Linked DNA regions of Homo sapiens: region 1 is linked to region 2. Evidence: read pairs that join two places in POLR2A ChIA-PET (ENCODE). Cell type or tissue: CD4-positive, alpha-beta T cell. All regions are shown on one strand. Links, peaks and the distances in the headings refer to the core of each region. The heading gives the core; the rest is flanking DNA. Region 1 holds the start of LOC105376735 (a long non-coding RNA gene). Region 2 overlaps DISP3 (dispatched RND transporter family member 3).

Region 1 (7,335 bases), core at 2,027-4,526, 570 kb after region 2:
CACCTCCCAGATTCACGCCGTTCTCCTGCCTCAGCCTCCCGAGTAGCTGGGACTACAGGCGCCCACCACCATGCCTGGCTAATTTTTTGTATTTTTAGTAGAGACAGGGTTTCACCATGTTAGTCAGGATGGTCTCGATCTCCTGACCTCGTGATCCGCCCGCCTCAGCCTCCCAAAGTGTTGGGATTACAGGCATGAGCGACCGCGCCCGGCCCCTAATACCCTTTTATAATACCTTTCCACTTAAACCAGGATGGCTTCTGTTGTTTGCAACTGAGAACACCGACTGCTCTGGAAATGGTGCTGTTGGTGGTTATGGGGATGGCACCAGTGCGGGTGGTGAGGTTGGAGGGAACAGTCGTGTGAGTTAGAGGTTACAGTTGATGCTGGGGTTAGTGCTGGTGGTGATCATGGAAATGAGGCAGGTGGTGTTCATCAGTTTCTACCTGAAATCCTTCTCACTGTGGTGCAAAATCCGTGGCAGCCCTGATTGTCATCAGCTTGTCACTTCTCATTGAAGATCCATATATATTGCAGAACTCCAACCTGTCAATCTCTCATAAAACAAGATGGAAAGTCGGGGGTGAGGTTCAAAGCCACTTCCAAGAATTTACCTCTGTATATACTTGCTGAAGTATTCAGAATAAGAGTGTTCATTGAATCGTTGTCTATTGCAGGAAAAAAATGAAAACCTACCGGAATGTCTATCCATAGGAGAATGGCTAAATAAAATATGGTCTCTCCATACTGTGGAATATTACACAGACTTCAAATAGAATGAGATAGATCATTACGGACTTCTGTGGAAGGATACCCATGATACATTACTAAATTAAACAACAAATTGCAATCATATATGCTATCCTATTTTTTTAAAAGTATATACAGATGCATGTTTGTACACGCCAAAAAAAAAATTGTCTGGAACCACACACAAGAAACTATTATCAGTGGATCTCTAAAAGACACTTCACTTCACATGCTTCTGATCTGTTTGAATTCTTTGCCTTGAGCAGTTACTACTTTAATCTAAAAGTAAAAAAAAAAAAAATACACAATAATGCATACAAGGTGAGGTGGGGCGAGATTATTCTCTTTATTCTCGAAATAAGGAAACGGAGTCATGGAGGGGAGGTGTTGTCCTGACTTGCCTGGGTGGTTGGCCCAGGGAGCCTGTGTGAGGAACTGGCTAGACGGGAGACCTCTGGTCTGGTTCCCAGTTGCTGTTCCCCTACTGCCTTTCTTGGAAGCACGGTCCTGCCTCCCTGCCTGTCCCAGGGCAAAGATGACCTCTGAGCCCTGCTCAGCCACCAATGGCGACAGGTAGCTGTGGCCTGGGCCAGCCCCTTGTCGGTCTTTCCTCCACGTCCTTCTTCTCCCACGTGGGTATCCCATAATAGCCCCATTGGCTGTGGGGAGGTGTGTGAATAGCCCCACTTGCTGTGGGGGGTGTGTGCTGGGTGGATGGTGCAGGTTTAGGGGGCTGAGGATGAGGAAACAGAGGAGCTCTTCCTGAGCTATAGCCTGAGGCCCACTGCCTCATCATCCCCTGGGAAGTGTGTTAGGAACGCCGGCAGGGCCGGGTGCGGCGGCTCACGCCTGTAATCCCAGCACTTTGGGAGGCCAAGGCAGGTGGATCACCTGGGGTCAGGAGTTCGAGACCAGCCTAACCAACCTGGTGAAACCCCATCTCCACTAAAAATACAAAATTAGCCTAGCGTGGTGGTGCATGCCTGTAATCCTGGCTACTCGGGAGGCTGGGGCAGGAGAATCGCTTGAACCCAGGAGGCGGAGGTTACAGTGTACCAAGATTGTGCCATTGCACTCCAGCCTGGGCAACAAGAGTGAAACTCTGTCTCAAAAAAAAAAAAAAAAAAAAAAAAAGAATGCTGGCAGGCTGGGTGTGGTGGCTGAGGTGGGCGGATCACTTGAGGTCAGGAGTTCGAGACCAGCCTGGTTGACAGGGTGAAACCCCGTCTCTACTAAAAATACCAAAATTAGCCAGGCGTGGTGGGTGGTGGGCACCTGTAGTCTCAGCTACATGAGAGGCTGAAGTAGGAGAAGTGCTTAAACCCGGGAGCCGGAGGTTGCACTGAGCCAAGATCGTGCCACTGCACTCCAGCTTGGACAACAGAGACTCCGTCTCAAAAAAAAAAAAAAAAAAAAGAATGCTGGTTCCTGGGTTTCGCCCCTGACCCAATAATCTGAACCCTTTGAAGAAGCAACCAAGGCTTGGATTTTATGGGATCTAGCTACAAGAACGATGTGAGACGCACCTCAAAACTGTAGTTCTCAACCCTTGTTGCCCATTAGAATCACCAGGAGTACTTTAAAAAATACAGGGGCTCAGCCGGGCGCAGTGGCTCACGCCTGTAATCCCAGCACTTTGGGAGGCCAAGGCGGGCGGATCACGAGGTCAGGAGATCGAGACCATCCTGGCTAACATGGTGAAACCCTGTGTCTACTAAAAATACAAAAAAATTAGCCAGGTGTGGTGGCGGGTACCTGTAGTCCCAGCTACTCGGGAGGCTGAGGCAGGAGAATGGCGTGAGCCCAGGAGGCGGAGCTTACAGTTAGCTGAGATCGTGCCAGTGCACTCCAGCCTGGGCGACAGAGCGAGACTCTGTCTCAAAAAAAAAAAAAAAAAAAAAATACAGGGGCTCCAGTGCCACCCCAGAGATTCTCAAGGGTCTGCAATGTGGCCTGGGCATTGGTAATTTTTCAAAGCCCCCAACTGGTTGAATGTGCAGCTGGGCCTGAAAACCACCAGCCTTCTATGGTCATGACATCAGAATCTCTGGGCTGGAACCCAGGCATCTGTGGTTTTTCAAATTCCATGGGAGATTCTGATGTACAGGCAAACTCAAGAGCCCTTGATGTGGAGCCTCGCTTCTCAAAGTGTGGCTCTTGGACCACAGCAGCAGCAGCATTACCTAGAAGCTTGTCAGAAATGCAGAATCCCAGGCTCTCGACCCACCCAGACCGACTGCATCAAAGCCTGAACATTAACAAGATTCCCGGGAGACTCATATGCACATTGCAGTTGGAGACGCAGTTGGAGAACTGAGCTGAAGCAGGGTAAGTTTAATGTTCTAAACTCCCAACCCTAGAATCACCTGGGAGCTAAAAAATCTCAACACCCAGGCAGCACTTACAGTGCTTCACAGGGGGGCATCAGTGGTTCCAAAGGTCCTCAGATGCCTCCAGTGTGCAGGGCTCAGAACCCTAGTGTGGAGGTTTAGCTGGGGCAGGGGTGCAGGGTAAGGGCAAGGTTGGATGGAGGTGATCTCGTCACAGTTAAGGGCACTGGGGGTCCAGCCTGGGTTTTGTTCCACTTCCTATGTCCTGTGATCTGGGGAAAGTGATTTAACCCCACTGGGCCACAGCTTCCTCATCTGTAAAACGGGGATAGGAAATAGTACCACCCCTTGCTCCAGGGCTGTTGAGAAGATGAAATGGGTTAAACCACATGAAGGGCTTTAGTGTGGCAGCTGGCTCTCAATAAGTGCTTCATGCCAGCTACTGTTTTTGTTACTGTTTGGCAGAATCTGCCAGTGGAACACAGAGGGTTAAGAGCCTGTTGTCTGAAGATAAACCCGCTGTGCTAAAGTGTGAAGTGTGGGCACACCACTGAACCTCTCTGAGGCTCGCTTTCACATCAACAATACACAAAACATGATAGTACCCACCTCGCCGGTCTCATCTGTGCCTGCTCTTGCCCGCCTGGAAGCCACACATCCCAAATAGACATGATTCCATAACGTGAGCACAAGAGAGAAGAGGAGATTTTGTTGACAATTTTCTTTCTTTCTTTTTCCTTCTTTCTTCCTTCCTTCCTTCCTTTCTTTTTTCTTTCTTTCCTTTCTTTCTGTTTCTTTTCTTTCCTTTTTTCTTCTCCTTCCTTCCTTCCTTTCTTTTTTTCTTTCTCTCTTCTATTTCCTCTCTTTCTTCTTGAGAGGGTCTCACTGTGTCACCCAGGCTGGAGTACAGCGCCACAATCACGGCTTACTGGAACTTCCTCATCTCAGGCTCAAGCAATCCTCCCACCTCAGTCTCCAGAGTAGCTGGGACTACAGGTGTGCACCACCACACCCGGCTAATTTTTGTATTTTTTTGTACAAAACAGGGTTTTGCCATGTTGCCCAGGGTGGTCTCAAACTCCTAGGCTCAAGCGATTCACCTGCCTTCATCTCCCAAAATGCTGGGATTACAGGCGTGAGCCACCACAACTAGCCTTTGTGGACGGTTTCTTGGAGAATCAAGGAAGAAGTTTCATTTCACACCCCCAACAGCAGAAGCTTTACTAAAGCAACCATTGGACATGTGTTTCTTCACTCCAGGTTCCTCTGCCCTGCCGGCTGCTTGTTCTCTCCTTGTCCCTCCTCCCACAGCCTCCGGAAACCCCATCTGGGGAGCTGTTCTGCAAAGCTGCACCTTATCCACCTCCTGGAGCAAAACACGAGCTACCTGCCGGGGACTGTTCAGAGTGCTTCCTGCGAAGTCTCCCACTCAGAAGTCACAGCGATCCTAGGAGGTAGATCTATTCCTGTGCCCGTTTTACAGACAAGGAAACTGAGGCAGAGTTTTGGTAACCGGTAAGTATGGAATCATGGTTCTACTCCAGGCTCTGTGCCTGCCCCTTAACCTTTCTGACCTCTACTGTGCTGTTCCTCAGGCGGTGGTGGTGGAGGAGGGTCTTACTCCATCTACAGAGGGCAGGGGAGGACAGATTAGACCTTGTTTTGCACAGTGCATTCATTTAACAAATGTTTGTTGAGCACCTACTATGTGCCAGGTGCCAGGGACACAAGGGCGTGTCCTTGTCTTCACAAGAAATATGTGGTTCCTGTCTTCCCAAAAAGATTGATTGAGTTCTTTGAAAAGAGATGAAAAAGGCATCACCTAAATCAAGAGGGTCCTGGACACAGTTTTCAGACTCTCTGAACCTCTGGAACTGCTTGGCCTCTAGTCCAACGTTGCTCACCCCCACCTCACAATTGACCCAGACTCAAGGGGGATGAGCCCCTCCTCCCTGACCCTGGGCCCATCAGGGTTGGTCTCTGGTGACAGAGGAGCAGGGTGGGGTTGCCTGGCCACAGGACGCTGGCCCACAGGTGGGCTGCAGCCCCCACCCAAACCCCAGCAGTTCTCCGCCAAGATCTGGGTGTCCCCCGCCCACTTCCTCCCTGGCTCTCCCCTCCCCAAAAGCTGGTAATTGGTAGACAAAGGAGTTTCAGACAGTTGGGGACCTGCGTCCTTTGAGTCCCTGAAAACATGCTATTATTAATTAAAGACTTTGGCTTCGGCGGGGCCCAGGCCTGCCTTTTCCTGGCTGGGCCTCAGACTTCTGTCTCTCCAGTCGTCTCTTCTTGCTAAATTTTTCAGTGTTTTTAACATCAGACTGATGTTACGTATAATTACCAACTTTGCACCCAAATTATATTTGACATGGCTTGTGTGGGAAATTAGACCATTTCAGCGCCTACAAATTCACCTGGGAAGCCAAGGCAGGCATGCGGGCGTGCCGGGGGGGAAGTAATTTAAATATTACATGTGCCCTCGTGAAAATGCCAAAACTCTTTAAACTGCCAGGAAGAATTCTGTCTTCCCCTCTGCTTGCCCCCCTCCCCAGTCTACTGAGTGCACTGAGGGTTGGGAAGCAAAAGGGGCCTTCAGGCAGGGGCCTTCAGGGGAGCCCTTTCCACTGGGACACCCCTAGGGAGCAGGGGAGGGGCCTCCGGAGATGCCGACTGGAGCCCTCGTGCCACCTGTACGGGGAAGGCCCATCGCAGTGGTGTCTGTCTGTCCATCCATCTGTCTGCCCCTCCCTTCTCTCCCTCCTGCTTCTGACCCACCTGTTCCTGTACCAGGGAGAGGAGGCTCCACCCACTCCGGGATGTGGTGGAGGGTGGAGGTGGGAAGAGAGTGGCCACAGCACCCAGAACCCAAGCCCTGCTGGGATGCTGAGGCGGGGGCTCCGTGGCCAGGCTAAGTGACAGCCTGTCACAGAAGTCCTCTTTGGACCAGATAGGGCTGCCTCACAGGGGTTTCAGTTTGTCATTTCAGTTCAACAAGTCCTGAACACTTACTCTGTGCCAGGAATTTTGCTGGGCATTAGGGATCCAGAGAAGAAGAAAATCCACTTCATTCATTCATGTGTTCATTCAACAAACACCTATTGATCACCTATTATGTGCCAAGTGCTATGTAAGGGGAATATAGAAATTTATTTATTTATTTATTTATTTTATTTTTTAATTTTTTGAGATGGAGTCTTTCTCTGTTGCCGAGACTGGAGTGCAGTGGCGCGATCTCAGCTCACTGCAACCTCTGCCTCCCGGGTTCACGCCATTCTCCTGCTTCAGCCTCCTGAGTAGCTGGGACTACAGGCGCCCGCCACCACGCCCAGCTAATTTTTTGTATTTTTAATAGAGACGGGCTTTCACCATGTTAGCCAGGATGGTCTCGATCTCCTGACCTCATGATCCTCCCGCCTCAGCCTCCCAAAGTGCTGGGATTACAGGCGTGAGCCACCACGCTCAGCCGAATATAAAAGTTTAAAAGATTCATTTGTTTATTCACTCAACTCATACTAAATAAGCACCTACTATGAGCCAGGCTCTGTGCTGGGTCACAGAGAAGAAGCAGGCAGTCCCAGCCCTTACTGGCTCATAGTGAAAATGGGGAGACAGGCTTCTAGGCAAATAATGAGTTACTGGGTCCATCAAATTGGAAGGCCAGACTCTGCCCCAGTTGCTCCCTTGCTTATAGAAGCTGCCTGGTGGAGGGAGGGAGACCCTGATGGCTGCTAAGCACTGTCACCTGGACCTGTGAGTCTGAGAGACAAGGCAGGGGCTCTGCAGCCAGCAGGCCACCCTTTCCTGGCCCTGAGGCCCGTGGTAGGACCCCCGGAGGGGAGATATGGGACCCAGCCTGGCACAGTCTAGGAAAGAAACCTCTTTCTTCCCTTCCTGGGCATCGTCCCTGTTTTAGACTACAAAGAGGAGAGCTGGCTCTCTGTAAGGTTCAGTGTCTTCTGGAAGCCATGCTGGGCCAACTTTAGAGGCAGCGGTACAGGAGCAAGGATAGGGGAGCTGAGGCACCCCCTGCAGCTCCCTCCTCCCACCTGTGCCTGGGAAGGTCCAGGACCAGAGAGAAGTCAGCCAGAGCCAGGGGTTCTCCGCCCAGGATAAAGGGACTCCAGAAAGACATCCCTCCCAGGCCTCAGAGCCTTCTAAGACTGTGGGGGATCCTGGAACCCCAGCTCTGTGTGGATGCAAGGAGGGGTGGTGTTGGGTGGCATCCTTTGGGGACCAACCAAGAAGTCCTAATCCC
Region 2 (7,335 bases), core at 2,517-5,016:
GAAAATCTGGGCTTATTATTAGAAGCCCAGGTGGGGGTGGGGAGAGGAATCGGGTGGGGGCTCTGTGGCGAGCCTGTCCAAGCCCCCCATTTCTCAGAGAAGGTCAGGCTGCACAGATGGAGTGGATGAAGGATGACTGGCCTCCTGGGGCTGACAGCTGGTGAGGAAACTATGGGCGCTGACTCGAAAAACCCAATGGCTCAATATTTATCAGGCAAACAAGCTTTGCCTGGGTCAATATATCACCTGAGGAAACGTCCCAGCCAACACCAGAGGGATCCAACGTTCATGGGCACAACAGCCACTATCACTTTTCCTGTTCTGGTGTCCCCTCTCTAGTGGGCTCAGTGGGACAGAACCCGACCCCCTAACACCAAGAGGGAAATCTGTAAAATGGGGATGGTGATACTGCTCCCCTGCTGAACCAGAGCAGCTAGTACGATTATTAACTTCTTTTTTTTTTTTTTTTTTTTTTTGAGACGGAGTCTCGCTCTGTCGCCCAGGCTGGAGTGCAGTGGCGGGATCTCGGCTCACTGCAAGCTCCGCCTCCCGGGTTCACGCCATTCTCCTGCCTCAGCCTCCCAAGTAGCTGGGACTACAGGCGCCCGCCACTACGCCCGGCTAATTTTTTGTATTTTTAGTAGAGACGGGGTTTCACCGTTTTAGCCGGGATGGTCTCGATCTCCTGACCTCGTGATCCGCCCGCCTCGGCCTCCCAAAGTGCTGGGATTACAGGCGTGAGCCACCGCGCCCGGCCAATTATTAACTTCTTAGCCAGCCAGAGCCCAGGACTGGCCCCTGCTGTAGGCAGGTCCCCAAGTCAACTGGAGCGGACTCCCTTATTCTCTGCCCCAAAGATCCTTGGACTTTTACGTGAATCGGAGTCACTAGGCATACTCGTTAAAGTGCAAACTCTAGGTCAGATTCCAGGTCAGAGGAGGTGGGGCCCAGGAATCCGGGTTTTGTTTTGTTTTGTTTGTTTGTTTTGAGATGGGATCTCACTCTGTCACCCAGGCTGGAGTGCAGTGACACTATGATGGTTCACTGCAGCCTCGACCTCCCGGGCTCGAGTGGTCCTCCCCGCTCAGCCTCCCAAGTAGCTGAGACTACAGGTGCATGCCACCACACCTGGCTGTTTTTGTTTTTTGTTTTTAATTTTTTGTAAAGATGGCGTTTTGCTAGGTTGCCCAGGCTGATCTCAAACTCAAGCAATCTTTCTGCCCCAGTCTCCCAAACTGTTGGAATTACAGTAGGTGTCAGCCACCATGCCCAACCTGGAATCTGTATTTAAACCACCTCCCCAGGTGATTCTGATACAGGCGGTCCAGAAGCATTCTTGGAAAACCCCTGCTGCCCTGGTCATCCTCCCCTGTTCCCAGTGGCTCCCTCCAGCAACTGATTTAGCCTTGGCCTCCCCACATCCCTCCACCGTGGCTCACATGTGTCCCTGGAGGTCCGGGGTATGGACTCAGGCTGCTGTATCTCTAGCCAAGGCTCACTCCTCAGGGTGTCTTTTCCTCCATCCATGGGGAGGGAAGAAATGATGGCATTTGGGCCAGCCAGACAGGGGGATACAAACAGCACACCCAGATCTGCCAAATAGCTCTTCTTGGTAGGGCCAGACAGTAAAAGGAACTAGAAGTCCAAGGGCTTACTATCTGCCAGGCCCCTTAAAAGGGGACTAGGTGGGGAGTTTACCATCCATTGAGCACTACTGTGTGTCTGGCACATGGGAGGTGCTTTATTTATTTATATCACGTCTGATCCAACCCCCACCCTACAAGGCTGCTTACAGAGCTGAGCTGGATTGGAGCCTCTGGAGGTAATGTCAGAGCCCATCCTTTTAGCCACCGTGCCCTGATGCCAAAAGGAATTCCACCCGACTAACCCTCTCTGGCCACCTCCTGCCCCTGCCTGCACAACTCAGGCCTCACCTCCAAGACCCATCAGCACTGGAGCCTGGAGCCCACAAAGCAGCCTTGGCATCAATGAGGAAAAGACAATGGAAGCTTAATAAAATCACCAACATGGCCGGTCACGGTGGCTCACGCCTGTAATCCCAGCACTTTGGGAGGCCAACGCGGGCAGATCACCCGAGGTCAGGAGTTTGATATCAGCCTGGCCAACATGATGAAACCCCGTTTCTACTAAAAATACAAAAAATTAGCCAGGCATGGTGGCGGGTGCCTGTAATCCCAGCTACTTGGGAGGCTGAGGCAGAAGAATTGCTTGTACCCAGGAGGCAGAGGTTGCAGTGAGCCAAGATCATGCCACTGCACTCTAGCCTGGGCAACAAGAGCGAAACATCATCCCAAAAACAAAAACAAAAACAAAAACAAAAAACCCCAGCAACACTTACAGAACCTGTGAAATATGACCAGGTTCCCAGATGCCCCTGGCCTGACGGGTCAGCAGGTTCCTGGAAACTCTCACTGCAGGCCTTGGCCAATCCGTCCAGACCACCCCCACCCCCGACATCTCTCCCACCCTCAGTCCCAAGTCCTGGGTGTATGAGGCTGGAGATCACAGCTGCCAAGTACAGAGGAACCTCTGGGCCCAGCAGCCAGTCCAGCACCCCAGCATCTAGACTGCTGGGTTAATAAAAGATAAAAAGATCCCAACGATATATGACCAATAACTACGGCCATGAAAGCCAAATTGGCTTTCTTCCTGGCTGATGAGCTCAGGGCCCTTTTCATTCTGAGACGTGATTAACAAATATGTAAAACAATTCTCTCAGCATCTCATCTTGGGATCTTGCTGCAAGTTCAAGCTTGGGGGCAAGGGAGGTGGAGGAAGCAGGGGATCTGTGCCTGGGGCAGCAGAAGTGGCCCCAAGGACTTGGGGTTGGAACCTGCCTGGCCACTCGCCTGTGTGACCTAGAACAAGTCACTTAACATCTCTGGATAGGTAGTTTCTCCGTCTGCCAGATGGGGAGCGGGAAGAGATGCTCTCTAAATCTTCTGCCTCTGATTCTCAGTCAGAGAATCAGACTGAGGCAGAGCAAGGGGGGCTGGATGCTGGGAGAGGCTCCCCGTCACCTCTCTGCAGAATAACTGGAGGGGGCAGCATGCAGGGATCCTGCTGTCTTTGGAGGGGAGCACGCACAGGGGCCTGGCCAAGTGGCAAGAACAGCTGAATAGCCAATAGCCACGTACTGGGTGCCATCAGCTTTGCTGGGACACAGCAGGTGGTCACCTGCCAGTTCCTAGCTCTGCGGAAGGCTTGGGAGACTGCAATCCCTCCTACAGCCCCAGCCCGCCCAGACCACAATCTGTGGGTCCAGAGATGTTGCAAAACTCTTCTTTGCCCCATAGCGCCCAAAGAGAAGCTGGAGGATACATCAGAAGCTAAACGTGCTCAAACCTGCTGAGGGGCCGCCATGAGGCACTCGGGATGGAGCTCTGGGAGAGGGCTGTACCCGCAGCCTCACTGCCTGGGAAGGAACAGAGAACCTTAGGGCAAATCTCTTTCCCTCTGAGAACTTGGGGCTCCCCCGTCCCCTGCTGCCTGGGCCTGTGAAGGGCTGAGGAGACCAGCAGCAGATGAAAGGGGCACAGTGAGGAGATGGTGGAGGCTGCCCTTGTGTTCCTGAGCCAGAGCCCTTTCTCTTCCCATCCTCAATCCTCTCATCGCGGGGGAGGCGGTGGGACTGAATCATGTTGCATCCACGCAGCAAATTCCAGCTTCCAGGTCATTTTTGCGTAGGTTTTCTCCTCCTAGGAATTATTTCCAATTTGCAGACAAGAAAACTGAGGCTAAGGAAGTGAAGGGACTTATTTGAACCTGATTTCTGATGAGCTCAGTACCCTTCTCACTGTGGTAGATTTTATTTGAGTCTTACATGTTTGAAAATCTCAGGGTCCTAGAATCAGTCCTCCCAACCCCCACTTGGGTGTCTGTGCATGCATGCACGCACGTGTCTGCAAACACACACACACACACACACACACACACACAGAGCATCTGCCCTCAGCCGTTCTGGTCACAGCTTAGGTACAGCGCTGGCTGGACTGTGGGTCCCACGGAAGGGAGGAGGGTGGAGACATGAGAGACTGACCTTCAAGTTCCCCACCACGGGTGCCCAGGTGGAATCTCACCTTCGGTGCCCACCCAGGTCAGTGGCTCCAGGGAAGGCTTCCTGGCTCCCTTGGTGAGTGACAGCTCAGGCATGGATAGTGGGGAGCAGGTGTCCATCCAGGAGATGGGCTCAGTACCCCTCAGCCCCTGGGACCAGCACAGAGGCCCTTGCTGTGGGGTGGGGGGAGTCTGACACTGGTCTCAGCCTCAGCACCCCCTCCACAATGATGCAGCTGCCTACGGAGACAGGAGTCCGGGGCTGGTGCTCAGCCTCTAGGGCTGGGGATGGAAAGTGGCCCCTCAAGTACTGACCCCCTCCAACTCTGCTGCCTTTCTCATAAAATGCTTGGGAGGCTCAGGGCCCCAGGAACTAAGAACTGCTGCTCCCAGCCCCAAAGGCCAGGAGAGACCCAGCGAAGCTACCTGGGCTCAAAAATCTCAGACTGCTTCCCTCACACCCCCACCCTGCTCAATGGTGGAGTGTTATCCAAAGTTTAATGGGAACGCCCCTCCCCACGCACCAGTTATTCCATGATAACGGGGCTCCGTCTATTCCATGATAGAGGGCCAGGACACAGGAGTGTGACACAGGAGAGAGGATGGGGTAATTTAGGGCTGGGGAACCAGTTGAGAAGGTCAAAAGTGTTATAGGGTCCTTGGGGTCCTGAGGCAGCAGCTTCCATCCGCTTTCAGCCTCCTGGGTTCCAATCCATGCCACAGCCAGAAGCCAGAGACATCCCAAGACCAGAGGGTCCTGCAGAATGGGATGAGGGTGGGGCAGGCAGTGAGAGGGCAACGCTCAGGGAGTCAGTCTCTCTACTGAACCTGAGCCAAGGGTGTTCTGGGCCCCTCATTACTCCAGGACGGGGGAAGCAGCTGGAGGAGGTGAAGCCTGGGAATGCTCTGAGAGTAGGTCTGCAGAGGGAGAAATAAGCTACTTAAGCTACTTAGTCTTTTAGGCTGGTGACAGCGGGAATGATGCAAATTGATTTCTATTCAAGTGCTGTCCCAGGCAAGGTGGTGGCAGGGAAGGCAGAAGCCTCCTTTTCCCGAAGCAATCACCTCCAAGCGCACCTGCTGAGCCTCAGAGCAACTTCTGAGCAGGGGTAGCGGTGGCAGCCGCCCCATTACCCCAGAGCTGGGCTCAGCTGCCCATTCTCCATGTAGCTGCCCGTTCTCCATGTCCCCTCAGGAAGGGAGGACATCCATGACTCTCTCCAATCCAGAGCCAAAGCTCCCTCTCCCCCTCCCCAGGCTCCTCCGACTCAGGGCACTCTGCTGCCGACCAGGGTGGCTTCTCAGCTTTTCCTGGGGTGGGGGACATTCTTTCAAGACTGGGGGGATGAGGACAAGAGAAGGACCCTTCCCTTTGTCCATACTTGGGGTCAGGCCCTGCCAAATCAAAGCCCTGACTGTCAAAGTCCCTCAGCCCCATTCCCCAATTCATACATTTACCAATTCATTCACTCATTCTAACTTCATTCACTTATTGGTGCTTGCTATATAAAATGAGGACTTTCTGTTAAATCATCATAATCTGGCTGGGTGTGGTGGCTAACACCTGCCACCCCAGCACAGTGGGAGGCCAAGGCAGGCAGATCACTTGAGCCCAGGAGTTCAAGACCAGCCTGGGCAACATAGGGAGACCTTGTCTCTACTAAAAGTAAAAAACTTATCCGGCGCGTGGTCATGCGCACCCGTAGTCCCAATTACTCAGGAGGCTGACGGGGGAGGATTGCTTGAGCTCAGGCATTTGAGGCTGCAGTGAGCTGTGATTGCAGCACTGCACTCCAGCCTGGATGACAGAGAGCTTATCTTAAAAAAAAAAAAAATCTTAATCTTAACTTAGTGATGTCTTCAACTCCTTTCCTCCTGAAGGCTCCATGAACCTTTTCACCCCAGATCTATTCGCATGTTCATTAACTCCCAAGAACGCCAGTTGGCTGACATGTCCCTGTTCATTGCAGATTCCTGGCTCTGTTACTCTGGGATCATCTGCTGGAAGTCTCTGGAGCACCAGGTCAGAAAGTCAGAAACCCTTGGAGGGAACCCACAGCAGCTACTAGCTTGTAATGCACACTCTCAGCCAGCCTTTTCCCAGCTTCCCCGGCTAAAGAAGGGAAGGGGGCGGGGGTTCTCTTCCGGCTGCTGACACTTCTCCAAAGCCTGATTCCTCTCTAATGTCTCCCAGGCCTGGATTGCAGGGAGGAACAAAAACCAACATCCTGCCTTTGTGAAGTCACAAGATGATGCCTTAAAACCAACAAATACTTTTCAACCTGGGCGTCCCCACACACGATCATGTCCAGAGGGGTGCAAGTCTCAGCTGTGTCTACATGGAAGGAAAAGGGGGAAACATCTGGATGAAAGCCAGCAACGTCCTGCCACTCTGCCAGATGCTGCCCACATCTGGACATTCAAAAAGTGATCTGTTCGGTGGCTTAGCAGTCGAGAAGCAAATGGTCAGCCCACATCACCCTATCCATCAGAACACAGAGCCCGAGTCCCTATGCACAATTACCCAGATTACTGAAGGACTCATAAGGTACTTTGGCTTCAATCATACTCATCCTCAAAGGCCCAAATCAAGTGAAAGTAAAGGCCAGAGTGTGGGGCTCAGTCCTTGTGCGCATGGCAGCTGGGTCCCATCTCCACTGCTTATTAGTAAGCTGCTTAGACTCTCTGCACTTCACATTTCTCATCCTTAACATGGAGATAACAGTGCTATCCCCCTTGCTGAGCAGGTATGAGGATGAAATGAGATCATATCTGTAAAGTTCTAAGCCAGGGCCCGGCAGGTAGTAAACATTCAAAATATGTTGACTGTTATTATCATGATCATTATCATCAGGGTGATTGCCCTGCAGAGCTCCCCAACGAAGAACAGAGAGATCTCCCAGGACAGTGCAAAGGTCAATGCAGTTGCAGGGTGTGGGGGACACATACTTTTCCCAAACCTCCCAGGAACACCAATTTGCCACAACCTTCCCCACCCTGACCCCCGTTGAAGCTGCCTTCCCCAGAGACAAGATCACCACATCCTCCTTCACGACAGGAGTGGCTTCCAGCTGGCAGTCACGTCTCCTCTATTAACAAGGCTTGGCAAAGGACACATCATCCAGGTGCCAGTGTATGTGCTGGATGCCCCGAGCAGATGGCTGGGCGGAGTGAGCCTTCTCCACTGCACCCTCCTCCTACCAAGACATCAAGCTCATGGACAGTCTAGTTGCACTGGGGGCAACACCTACAGGAAAC

What was found. Peaks named below come from ENCODE experiments on the same cell type or tissue, not always from the same donor. Only the 100,000 strongest peaks of a DNase experiment are listed, where the experiment ranks them.
Region 1: POLR2A ChIA-PET joins it to region 2 with 5 read pairs; 2 of 35 experiments call an interaction of 5 or more read pairs at or near these places.

Annotation. Positions count from the first base shown.
Region 1 is chr1:10,914,256-10,921,590 of GRCh38, reverse strand. LOC105376735 (a long non-coding RNA gene) reads left to right here and starts at 2,858. Exons shown (of 3, transcript XR_001737778.2): 1 at 2,858-3,078; 2 at 4,341-4,595. In CD4-positive, alpha-beta T cell, for the core only: no CTCF peak of the experiment used is centred there; a DNase peak (open chromatin) is centred at 3,500; H3K4me3 peaks cover 913 bases.
Region 2 is chr1:11,485,263-11,492,597 of GRCh38, reverse strand. The region is part of intron 1 of DISP3 (dispatched RND transporter family member 3); the gene reads right to left. Among named protein-coding and RNA genes, the nearest start is that of DISP3, 9.8 kb to the right of the region's middle. In CD4-positive, alpha-beta T cell, for the core only: no CTCF peak of the experiment used is centred there; no DNase peak of the experiment used is centred there; H3K27me3 peaks cover 400 bases.